2 separate regions of the Homo sapiens genome follow, and region 2 is linked to region 1. The links are chromatin loops, found by intact Hi-C in ENCODE. Cell type or tissue: uterus. All regions are shown on one strand. Each heading gives the region's core, and the rest is flanking DNA. Links, peaks and the distances in the headings are about the cores only.

The links. Peaks named below come from ENCODE experiments on the same cell type or tissue, not always from the same donor. Only the 100,000 strongest peaks of a DNase experiment are listed, where the experiment ranks them.
Region 2: it touches region 1 in a loop (4-fold over the local background); 5 of 110 quality-filtered maps call a loop at or near these places.

Annotation. Positions count from the first base shown.
Region 1 is chr15:41,917,851-41,923,061 of GRCh38, forward strand. EHD4 (EH domain containing 4) reads right to left here. Exons shown (of 6, transcript NM_139265.4): 4 at 1,360-1,772. EHD4-AS1 (EHD4 antisense RNA 1) reads left to right here and starts at 3,567. Exons shown (of 4, transcript NR_120332.1): 1 at 3,567-3,891. RefSeq lists enhancers at 1-155, 1,559-2,058. In uterus, for the core only: no CTCF peak of the experiment used is centred there; a DNase peak (open chromatin) is centred at 2,543; H3K27ac peaks cover 1,096 bases.
Region 2 is chr15:41,857,301-41,862,695 of GRCh38, forward strand. SPTBN5 (spectrin beta, non-erythrocytic 5) reads right to left here. Exons shown (of 68, transcript NM_016642.4): 43 at 5,239-5,360; 44 at 4,830-4,992; 45 at 4,435-4,623; 46 at 4,119-4,196; 47 at 3,286-3,458; 48 at 1,590-1,680; 49 at 1,302-1,448; 50 at 273-410; 51 at 1-194. Among named protein-coding and RNA genes, the nearest start is that of MIR4310, 6.6 kb to the right of the region's middle. In uterus, for the core only: no CTCF peak of the experiment used is centred there; a DNase peak (open chromatin) is centred at 2,951.

The DNA of each region.
Region 1 (5,211 bases), core at 1-5,000:
AGAAGGATGACTCACACAAGCACCACACCACTGCAGGTTAGCTGAGCCATATGGGAGGAATGCATGCACACGCACTGGGACACACGTGACAGAGAGGGACACAGGACATCGAGGTCCTGTGTGAGGGGCAGCAGCAGCCAGGACGGTGTTTGTTTTCACCCAGGCAAGAGGCTGCCCAGTGAGCACACTGGCACGAGGACAGGCTGCTAATGAGCAGCAAGAAGGAGGAAGAATTGTCCCCACCTTGGCTGTCCCCATCAGGGAAGCCCTCCCTGCCTCCTGGCCAGGCACGTAGTCACCCTTCCCAGAGCACTCATGGCAGCATCCATACCATGACTGGCACATAGCCAATCACCCAGGGAGCTTTACACACACACACACACACACACACACGCGCATGTTTACACACATGCATATTCACACAAGGCCATGTGTGCACGCACACCCCTATATCCGAGGCTCTGGGGCAGGGCCTGGGAATGTATGTTGCTTCTGATGATCAGCCAGGTTTGAACTTCACTAGGACTAGATAAAACTCTAAAGGCACTTCCAGCATTAGAGGACAATGATTTTATGAAACATGCACATATTTTTTAAAGAGCCATTTTTTTCTCTGTATTTTCTCTTGGAGGAGGGATATGCTTTTCTCTCTTTGGAGACATGAATTGACTCTGTCACTTGAGGGATGTCAGCAGGTCACCTCTCACTGCCCCATTGGGCACACACTCCTGGGGCTGCTGAAAGGCTCAGCTATGAGGCAGGCGAGCCAGGAGCCCAGGCATGCAGGCTAACAGCCCGCAGCCCAGAATGAGGATGCGGGGGTGACCCAAAACCAGCACACTCCAAGAGTAAGACTGAGCCATACTTCTTCCCAGGGCTCCCCTGGATCCAGGTGGTAACACTGGCCTTTGGTGCACGGGGACTAGCAGTGGCCTCTCAGCATCCTGTTGGTCTCACCAATGCCACCTCTTTCAGGTTTGGTTGGTTATATTCCTATCGTCCTGACATCCTAACAGCTACCATGTAGTGGGTGCACTGATTGATCCCCCTCCCTGTGCACCAGGCACTATGCCAAGTGCTCTGTCACACTGACCAACTGTCACCCCAAGTTCTTGTGAAGTGCTCTTATTAGCTCCATGGTACAGATTGGAGAACAGGGTTAGTCATCTGCCCAGGAGTGCAGAGCCAGGAGCTAGGGTGTCAGCAGGGCCACCTGACCTCGAGGCTGTATTCTTAACCTAGCGCATGTTCATTCCTTAAGCCTTCTGGAACGAAGCCTCCTCCCACCCATCTTGCCTCTGGAGAGGAGACAGCAGAGTCCCAGCCCCTGGCCTCTGTGCAAGGCATCTCCTGGCTTACCTTGGCCAGCCTCGCTCGCTTGATGAGGTCGTTGAGCTTGCGCACCGCTGCCTTCTGGGGGAGGCTCTGGATGTCTCTAAAGAGGTCCTGGGCCTCAGCCTCGAAGAGCCGGCGGTTGTCCGTGTTCTGCAGGGGCTGCGCCCAGAAGGAGCCAATGTAGACGCGCAGTACCTCGGGCGTGTTGATGACCTTGCCTAGGGACCACATGAGGGCCCCGTAGACCCGCATCAGCTGCTGCGTGTCCACTTGGTCGGCCTTGTTCAGCACGACACGGATCTTGTCGTCCTGGCCCCGGAAGGCCTTGATGGCCTCTGAGAATTCATCTGAGATGTCCAGCTTGTGAGCGTCAAAGAGCAGGATGATCCTGTCCACCCTCTCGGCAAACCACTGCAGGACCTGGCAGAAGTCATAGCCTGGGTGGAGAGAAGGACACGTCAGTGTAGCCACTGCTGCAGGAGACACGTTTAATGGGCGGCTCAGGAACAGTCTCGCTCTCCAGCAGCTGCCAGGGAGAGAGCCCTGTCTCCAACCTGGAGGCAGTGGAGGCCTGGTGACATGAAAATCACGGGCTGGATGAATCCGGGTGGGAAGGACCTGGGGAGCCCTTCCACAGGAGGAGGGAGGAAAGAGAATGGGGCTCATGGTCACTTTGGGAATTGCTGACTTTCATATCTGCGATTTCATTTAGTCCTCATGAGTGTTTTATTTCACCTAATACAGACCTTTTGCTTGATGGCAGAATTGATCAATGGTTTTATAAAAACACAGGCCATGGGTCAAAAGATCTTACTTCTGAAAAGTCTCACTTTTCTGAAAGCCCCAAATACAGAAGAAAGAGAACCAGAGGCCACCTGGCATCCCATGGGGGTATCCAGTAAGCATAACAGAAGAGGCATCGCCTTCAATTAACCCAAGTTTGTAGAGTGCTGAGGAGGTCAAAGGTTGGCCCAGCCAGTGTTGTGATCAATATTTATCTTTGGACTATTTATAACTCAGGTATATTGTGAATATTTTTTTAACATTACGTATCACAGCCATTGTGTAAAATGGTCTCTTGCCAATTTCTTTTTTTAAAATGGCCTGGCCCACAGCAAATTCTGTCCAGCCTATTCTGACCACCTCCACAAATCATGCAGCTGCATAAACACTCTTCAGCCCAAGGTCAAGGCTCTCAGGCCTTTCCCCAGGGAGGCAGATTCCCACGAAAAGCAAACAAGAGGAGGCCAAGCCCACAAAGTTGACTTTTAATCTCAGTCTGACTAGTTGCAGAAGCAGAGTCTCAATCCAGCCCAGCTAGTGCTGAGATGTCACCTGCCTGACCCCCATGCTAGGGGTCGTCTCCCCTCTTCTTTTAGATTTTGAAAACTTTCAAACATACATAAACATCTGTAAGTCATATAATGAATGCTGATGTACCTACCACATAATTTTAACAAATGTTGACACTTTGCTTTGTTTGCTATTTCAGATATGTTTTAAAACCAAGTATCGTTTCTTTAGATAACAAAATACCATACGGTGGTGAGAAGGAACTAGATCTTCACTTGTCAACACAGGTAAATCTCCAGAAAAGAACAAGAGTAAAAGCTTAGTTTCAAAAGGACATATACAGCATGATAACATTCATGTAAAATGTTAAAATACAAAATACTCAACCATCTGTGGATACAGACTATAGCACAAATACAAAAATGTCAACATCGATTGTGAGACCCTGGTTGGCTGTGGGGGTGGAGAAGGTGTGAATCCAAGGCAGAGGAAAAAGTATCTGAGGTGAATAATCTATTAGGTGAAAATAAAGAGGGTCTGCGGACTAAGGTTTCCATGCATTTGAAGAACAGGTGTTAGAGGAATAGCTGAACAAGCAAACTGGATTCAGGTCCATTTTTCATAAAGAAAACAAGACAGTTGGTAACGCTGAAGCCCCCTGTGCACCCCTCCCTGAGCCCTTCCCCCCACTAGCAGGCCGCTGTCCTGAGTGTGGTGTTTATGCCGCCACACGCGTGGATACTTCCAGTTCATGCTTTTCATTTCTCTGTTCTGTCTCACTGCGGCACTCCCTGACTCCTTGGGGATAAGGAAGACAAAGGCAGTTCTCGGAATGTGGGCCAGAGTTTATTTTCATTGCTGTCAGCAGCCAGTTTAGGTCAGAGGAATATCAAAGACCTACTGACAGGGTCACACATAGTCAAGGTTTCACTCTGAGTTCTGTCCCTGAAAGGCCAGAACAAACTGCCTCCTAGGGTAACACTAAGTGCTACTGCCATTTGAGACAGACGTGTGCACAGACAGCCCTAGCTCACAGGATTGTAGGTCCCCAGCGGATGAATGAACTGGCTGTTTGCTGGGTGCCGGGAAGATGCTTTGGAGCCACCCATAGATGGACCTGCATGGGGACTTGCTTTTCCAGGAGAGATGATTGATTCACCATGCTGACCTGACCACTCTCCCACGTGGTCTTCCTAGTGATCAGATGGGGTATCTGAAGGTTCAGAAACAGATCAAAGAAAACGCTGTGCACATGGAGTGAATGTGAGTTGCTTTTGCTGAATACCCTTCCTGTTGGGTCAGGAGGTATCCTTTATGGGTTGTGGAGGCTGAAGGTGTGGCAGAGAGTCCCTCGCCCCATTCCTTAGCAAGCTGGGGCATAAGCATGTGATCTAGAGTTAGACATTCACTTCCTTCCACCAGAGAGGAGTGCTGAACCTTGGGGAAATGACACGAAGACACAGTGAAAATAAGAATTTACTCATGGTGGTGGCGGCTTCCTAACTCTTTTCTAAGCCTAGTTCTCCAACTTTCCCATTAATCCTGTGACAAATTCTCCAAAACATTTTCTTTTCTGCTTAAATTAGTTAGAATCAGCTTCTTTGGTTTGCTATTGAAAGTGATGATAAGGCTGGGCACGGTGGCTAATGCCTGTAATTCCAGCACTCTGGGAGGCAGAGGCGGGAGGATTGTTTGAGGCTAGGAGTTTGAAACCACCTGGCAATATGGTGAGACCCTGTCTCTACAAAAAATAAAAACAAATTAACTGGGTGTGGTGGCGTATGCATGTGGGCTCAGCTACTTGGGAGGCTGAGGCAGGAAGATCACTTGAGGCCAGGAGTTTGAGGCAGTGAGCCATGGACCCACCACTATACTCCAGCCTGGGTGAGAGAGTGAGACCCTGTCACAAAAACAAAACAAAACAAAACAAACAAAACCACAATTGGTAAACAATCCTCCCCTCACCCCCATTTAAGATTTCGGAATACCTCTTACTGTCGGTTCCGAAAGAAACCTGCCACCCAAACTGAAACACAGCTGCTGCTGCTAGCTGCGCTCGCGCCAACCCTGCCGTGCTTGTGCCAACCCAGCCGTGCAGATGCAGTCTCTCTTCCTCCCAGGGCCGCCTGGGTTGAATGGTTACCTTTGATTGCAACACTTGTGTTTAAACTTTAACTTAAATTTGAGTTCCTAACAGTTAATTTAAGCATCTTTAAAAAAGATGCCATTTCAATGCTATAGTGAAATCAAAAGTTATTAGGAACAGAGCTGCCAGATTTAAGTTTACTATAAGTGACGCCAATACTCATGTCTGGAGGAACAGGTACATATCCATATTTTCTTGTGTTAAAGCAACAATGAGAGCTTAATATAGTTCGAGAAGTACAGGTAGGCAGAGCTGTGTTTGTTCTGTCCCTGAGCAGGTGTAAGAGGACGGTCTGTCACACATCAGGCAACACAATCAAAGGAGTAGAAATCACCGTGTCCAAAAGAGAGCAAGGAATGATCAAAGCTGGGAGAGGTTGGTCTGCTTACCACCTCCCCCTACAAAGTTAGGATTATTTTGCTACTTTAAGCATTTTA
Region 2 (5,395 bases), core at 396-5,395, 60 kb before region 1:
AAGGCCTGGGCCTGGCCCAGCAGTGCCTCAGCCTGCCTGGCCTTCTTGTCCACTGCTGCCTCCAGCTCCCTCTGTGTGCCCAGGAGCTCGCCCACCCCAGGCAGGGCCTGGCCCACAGTGGGGGCTCTCAGCTCAACCTCGATGGGCTCCAGCCAGTTCTCCAGTTCCTCCATGCTCCGCCGCAGACGCAGGGCCTAGGGTAGAAAGTGAGGTAGGCAGGAGGGGAGTGTCCTGGAGCCCGGCCAGCCACCCCTCGGCCTGCACAACCTCACCTCACAGGCCTTCTGGAGCTTGGCCACCTTCTTCTGGGAGTTGTCTTGCAGCTCACCCCAGAGTGCTCCCAGCTCCTCCAGTCGCTCCTGGATGGCCTCCGAGGCTGGGTGGCCCCCCTGCAGCAGCCTCTGTCCCTCCTGCAGCCACAACATGAAACACACCTTGTGGACTCAGGACTGCTGGTACCAGGGCACTTGTGTTGACTCTGACCACCAGCACTAGAGCTGCAGAGTCCCTGCGGTCCAGCTGCATGATCTTGAGCAACTTTCTTTACCTAAGCCTCATTTTCCTCATCCGTATCATAGAGAAAATAATGGTTATTTTGTTTAAATGAGATAAGTCATATAAAATACTTAGCAGGGTGATTTATATCAGAGGGAGCCAGCCTGGGGTCAGGACCTGCCTTTGCAGGTGGAAAAGAGAATGTTTTAAAAAGTGCTATGCTGGGCACAGTGGCTCATTCCTGTAATCCCAGCACTTTGGGAGGCTGAGGCAGGTGGATCGCCTGAGCTCAGGAGTTTAACACCAGCCTGGACAACATGGCAAAACCCCATCTCTACCAAAAATACAAAAAAGTAGCTGGATGTAGTGGTGTGGGCCTGTGATCCCAGCTACTTGGGAGGCTGAGCTGGGAAGATCACTTGAGCCTGGGAGGCGGAGGTTGCAGTGAGCTGAGATCTTGCCACTGCACTCCAGCCTGGGTGACAGAGCAAGACCCTGTCTCAAAGTGGCTATGTTTTGACTCCTTCGCTCACAGGACTGGTGGCTATGTCCTGTTCACATCAAAATGTTATCTTTAAAATTAATGAAAAGCTGCCATTTTTGGAGAGGGTGCCCCCCCTGCCCGCCGGAAAGCAACTTCTTCTCACTACACTTCTGCCTAAACAACCGCTTAGCCAGGTGCCTGCATGCAGAAAGTACTGGATAACGCTGGCCACCGTTACTGTGGTTCAGCACCAGCTCTGGGGCACTGTCCTGTGTTCTGCCTGGAGAGCTGTCCCACCACCCTCCTGCCTGCAGGGCCTCACCCGCTGCAGCTCCTGCTGTTGGTGCATGCTCGCGTCCAGCTCCGCCTGGAAATTCTGCTGCTTCTGTAACTGTGCTGGCAGCATGGCTGTGTCCAGCAAACCCTCCTCCAAGGCCACCAGGTTCTTCTCCCTCAGCCACGCAGCCACCTGGGCACATGGGGAGGACAGGCCTGCTGTCCAGGGCTTTCCCCTTCCCCTGACCTCTGGGATACCCCAGAGGAAGGGTGGCCTTTCCCTGGGTCGACTCCTTCCCCACCATGACCGCCTCCCTCTCCAAGCGAGGCGAACCTCCTGGGAGTCCTGCAGGAAGGCCTGCAGCTGCCGGAGCTCCTCCAGGCGATGGCGGCGGGTCCCGGCTTGCCTGAAGAGCGCCTCCTTCCTGCCAGGAGGAGAGGCTCATGGGCCTGGAGCCACCCCCGGGGCCAGGTGGGGTGCCCGTCCAGCCTAGGCTTTCTCGGGTATGAATATACTCTGAGTCTGGAGTTTCCTTTGGAATAAAGGTACATTGCACTCCCCCTCTGTATTTGTGTCTGTTATGCGCCGGATTTTGTACCCCCAAGTTTGTTTTTGTTTTTGAGACAGAGTCTCACTCTGTCACCCAGGCTGGAGTGCAGTGGCACAATCTCGGCTCACTGCAACCTCCACCTCCCGGGTTCAAGCAATTCTTCTGCCTCAGCCTCCCGAGTAGCTAGGACTATAGGCTCACACCTCCAGGCCCAGCTAAATTTTGTATTTTTAGTAGAGGCAGGGTTTCCCCATGTTGGCCAGACTGGTCTTGAACTCCTGACCTCAAATGATCCACCTACCTCGGCCTCCCAAAGTGCTGGGTTTACAGGCGTGAACTACTGCACCCAGCCTGTACCACTGAGTTCTTATGTTGAAGGCCTAACTCCAGAAGTGTTTTTGGAGACAGCGTCTTTAAAAGAGGTAATTAAGTGAAAATGAGGTCATATGGGTGGGTCCTAATCCAGTGTGACCTTATGAGAGGAGGCAACTGGGGCAGACACAAGCACAGGGGGACGATCTGCCTCCTGCAGGAGGGCAGAAGCCAGGGGCTAGAAGTCAGGGTGGCACTGTGCTGGGGGAAGCTGAGCCTGCCAGGAACCACCTAAGGTGACTGGGGTAGGGGGTGGTGACAAAGACCAGCAAAGCAAAGTTTGCATTCTGTTAATTCAAAGACCTCCACAGGTACCCAGGTGTGGTCCACCTGCAAGAATGGAGAGGGGGTGGCCGCGACCACTGCCAGGACACCAGCACAAGGAGCCATGGCATTTGTGGGTGCTGGTTGGCTCTCTGATCGGCTCTCTGAGAAGGACAAAAGCCCCCACCAGTCTGGGATCTGGCTTTTGACCGTATCTGCCTTGATCTAAAAGTCTGAGGAGCTGCATGAAGCAGCCAAACCTGATGAGCTTTTACAGGGAAAAAGAACTGCAGAGCTGGGGTCTCATGGGCCATGCAGGTCACATGCATCTGTGTCTGAACTTCAGTTAGATGAACTAAGACTTCTGCTAGCCTGCCTGTGGGGCCAGCACAGTGCTTTCGTCCTCATCACAGCCGTTAAAGCCCAGGATGTGAGGCTCAGCTGCCGAGAGGAGGAACTTGTCTGAGTCCTGCCATTAGTGGGCAGCACAGGGACTCAGGACTGTGACCCTGGAAGGCCGATGCTTGACCTCTGTGCCCTGCGACCTTCCGTTTCGTGAGATGATTTCCTCTTGGTCTCCTAGCATAAGCCTCTCTTTAAACTCCCTTTGATCTCAACTGAATGAAGAAGGAAGTGGGATTTTCCACGTGGTGTTTGATGTCCATAACAGGCAGACACATTGCAGGGCCAGGGGTGGTGGGGACCCCCGGCATCTGACCTCAGTCCTTGGACAAGGCTGGTGAGCCTGGGCCAAGTAGTGGAAGGGTGGGAAGGGAAGAACCGGGATGCCAGATGCCTGTGCCAGCCTGCCCACAGCACCCCTCACCCCAGAGCCACCACTACCTCAGAAGCATGGCCTGGCACCTGCCCAGGGCACTCTGGGCCTCGGGGTGCCCACCCTGGTGCAGGCCGCGGGCCGTGGCCTCCAGAGCACTGATCTTTCCCGCCTGCACCTCCAGGTCCCACTCCAGCATCTTGTGCTTCCACAGAAGGGGCTCCATGGGGGCCAAGGGGTCCTGGTGGGAGTGGGGAACCCAATACTGTCCATGAGCCTCCCCCTCCCATCCCAGGCTACCTGCCTTCCCACCTAGAACCATCCTACCAAATGCTCATCCACAGAGCGGCTGCTCCGCCCAAACACATCCCTCACATCCCTCAAGGCTGTTTCCAGCTTTAGGACAGTGATTCCCAGCCAGGGGAGGCATTTGGATTAGGGATCAAGAGCCAGAATCTCTGAGGCAAGCAGAGCTTTTTCATTTAAGGTGAAAGCTCCCTCCTCTGCACTCCCTGGAGGACCATGTTAGTCCCCAGTTATCCTCTGAGGTCTCCTATAAGTTACACTCGTCTGCTTCAGGGTTGGGGCAGTGGCGGGAAAAGCCAACCTCTAGGCATTTGGGAAGCGAGGAGGGCAGGGGTGAGGTGGCAAGAATGGGTCAGGCCCACACAGGCACTCTAGAAGCTCCTTGGTGTTCGCGGTGGGGCCTGCCCACAGCTGCATGGGAACTGCTCTAGATGACGGGTAAGTAACTGCCCAGTGACGGATGTGGCCCAGGGTGGGGAGATGGCCCCGAAGGGGAGGATCCCTGGCCTAGGGAGCTCAGGCAGCACTGGCTGGTTTGACCCCTAATGCTGCTCTGGTAATTCCCCCCTCCTGCCCATTCCTGCTGGGCACCTACCCATAGACCCTCACTGGCTAGGGAGTCTTCCTTGCTGCAAAGCCAACGTTCCATCTTCTCCACTGAGCTCAGAAACAGCTGAGAACAAAGGAAAAGGCAAGAGACAGTCGGTGGAGGGTCCAGCCACTGCAGTTGGAGTGACTGTTCCAGTGGCACAGGTTAGGGAACCAGGGTCCTGGAAGGCAGGAGTGCTGAGTGGTGGGGAAGTCCCTGGCACAGCAGCCCCTCCAGTCTTAGCCTTGACCAGAGGCTGTGGGGTCAGCGCAGGCCCTGTTCGGGGGGGCAAGATGCAGGCTGGGGATGGGACTGTGCCTGCCTGTAGCTCCAGGGCCTGCTGCAGCTGTAGCTGATGCTCCTGCCAGGCCCCTTCCAGGCTGCTCAGCTCCTGTTCTAAGCCAGCCAGCACCTGGCGAATGTCGGAGCTGAAGGGGTGCCCCGCTGTGAGCAGTTGCTGCCCAGTGCTTCGGGCCAGGCTGATGCTGTCTGTCCAGGAGTCCAGCTCGGCCTGGAACAGGACTGGGCTCAGATCACTGGGGGCTGGAAGCAGCCCAGCAGGCAGGAGAGAGGTGGGGAAGCAGCTGAGGAGCGGGAGGCTGGAGGAGATAGGCAGGGCGGGACACTCAGGAGGCCCAAGAGCAAGGAGATGAGAGGAAGGGGAGGGCAGGGCGGAGCTGAGAGCCTGGGAAAGGCTTGGGCCAGCTGCCCATTCACCTTGCACTCCTGATGCTCTTCTAACATACGCCGGGCTTCCACAGGGCTGCGAGGAGCGGGGCTCGTGTCCATCTGAGCCCGCAGCCTCTGGGCGCTGACCAGCAATTCCTGCAGCATTGCCTGGAGTTTCTGAGCTTGGTGCAAGGCATCCAGCGCCTCCCTCCTGCCCACAGCGCTCATCAGCTAGTCGTCAGGCCTTCAAACCCCTCTCCCCCATGCCCACTGGTGTCTTCTGTCCCTTAATCCCCTCAACCACAGGAGGGCCCATGGGCTGGGAGTTACTGGGAGGACAGTACAGTTATTTGAAGGGTGGAGAAGGAATCCTAGGGGAACACAGGGGCTGAGGGGAGGTGTGGGGACTGAGATGCTGGAGGATGGGTCGGCGAGGGCAAGGCCTGCGGGTTCATACCGCTTCTGGGCCCTGCTCCGGAGCTGCCACCAGCTCTCAGCCACCTCCTGCTGCCTGTGCCTGAGGCCGTGGGCTGCCTCGGGGCTTCTTTGGCAGAGGCGGCCCACTTCACGCTCTAGGGACTGCGGGGGAAGCCGGGGTCAGAGGCTGGGGCAGG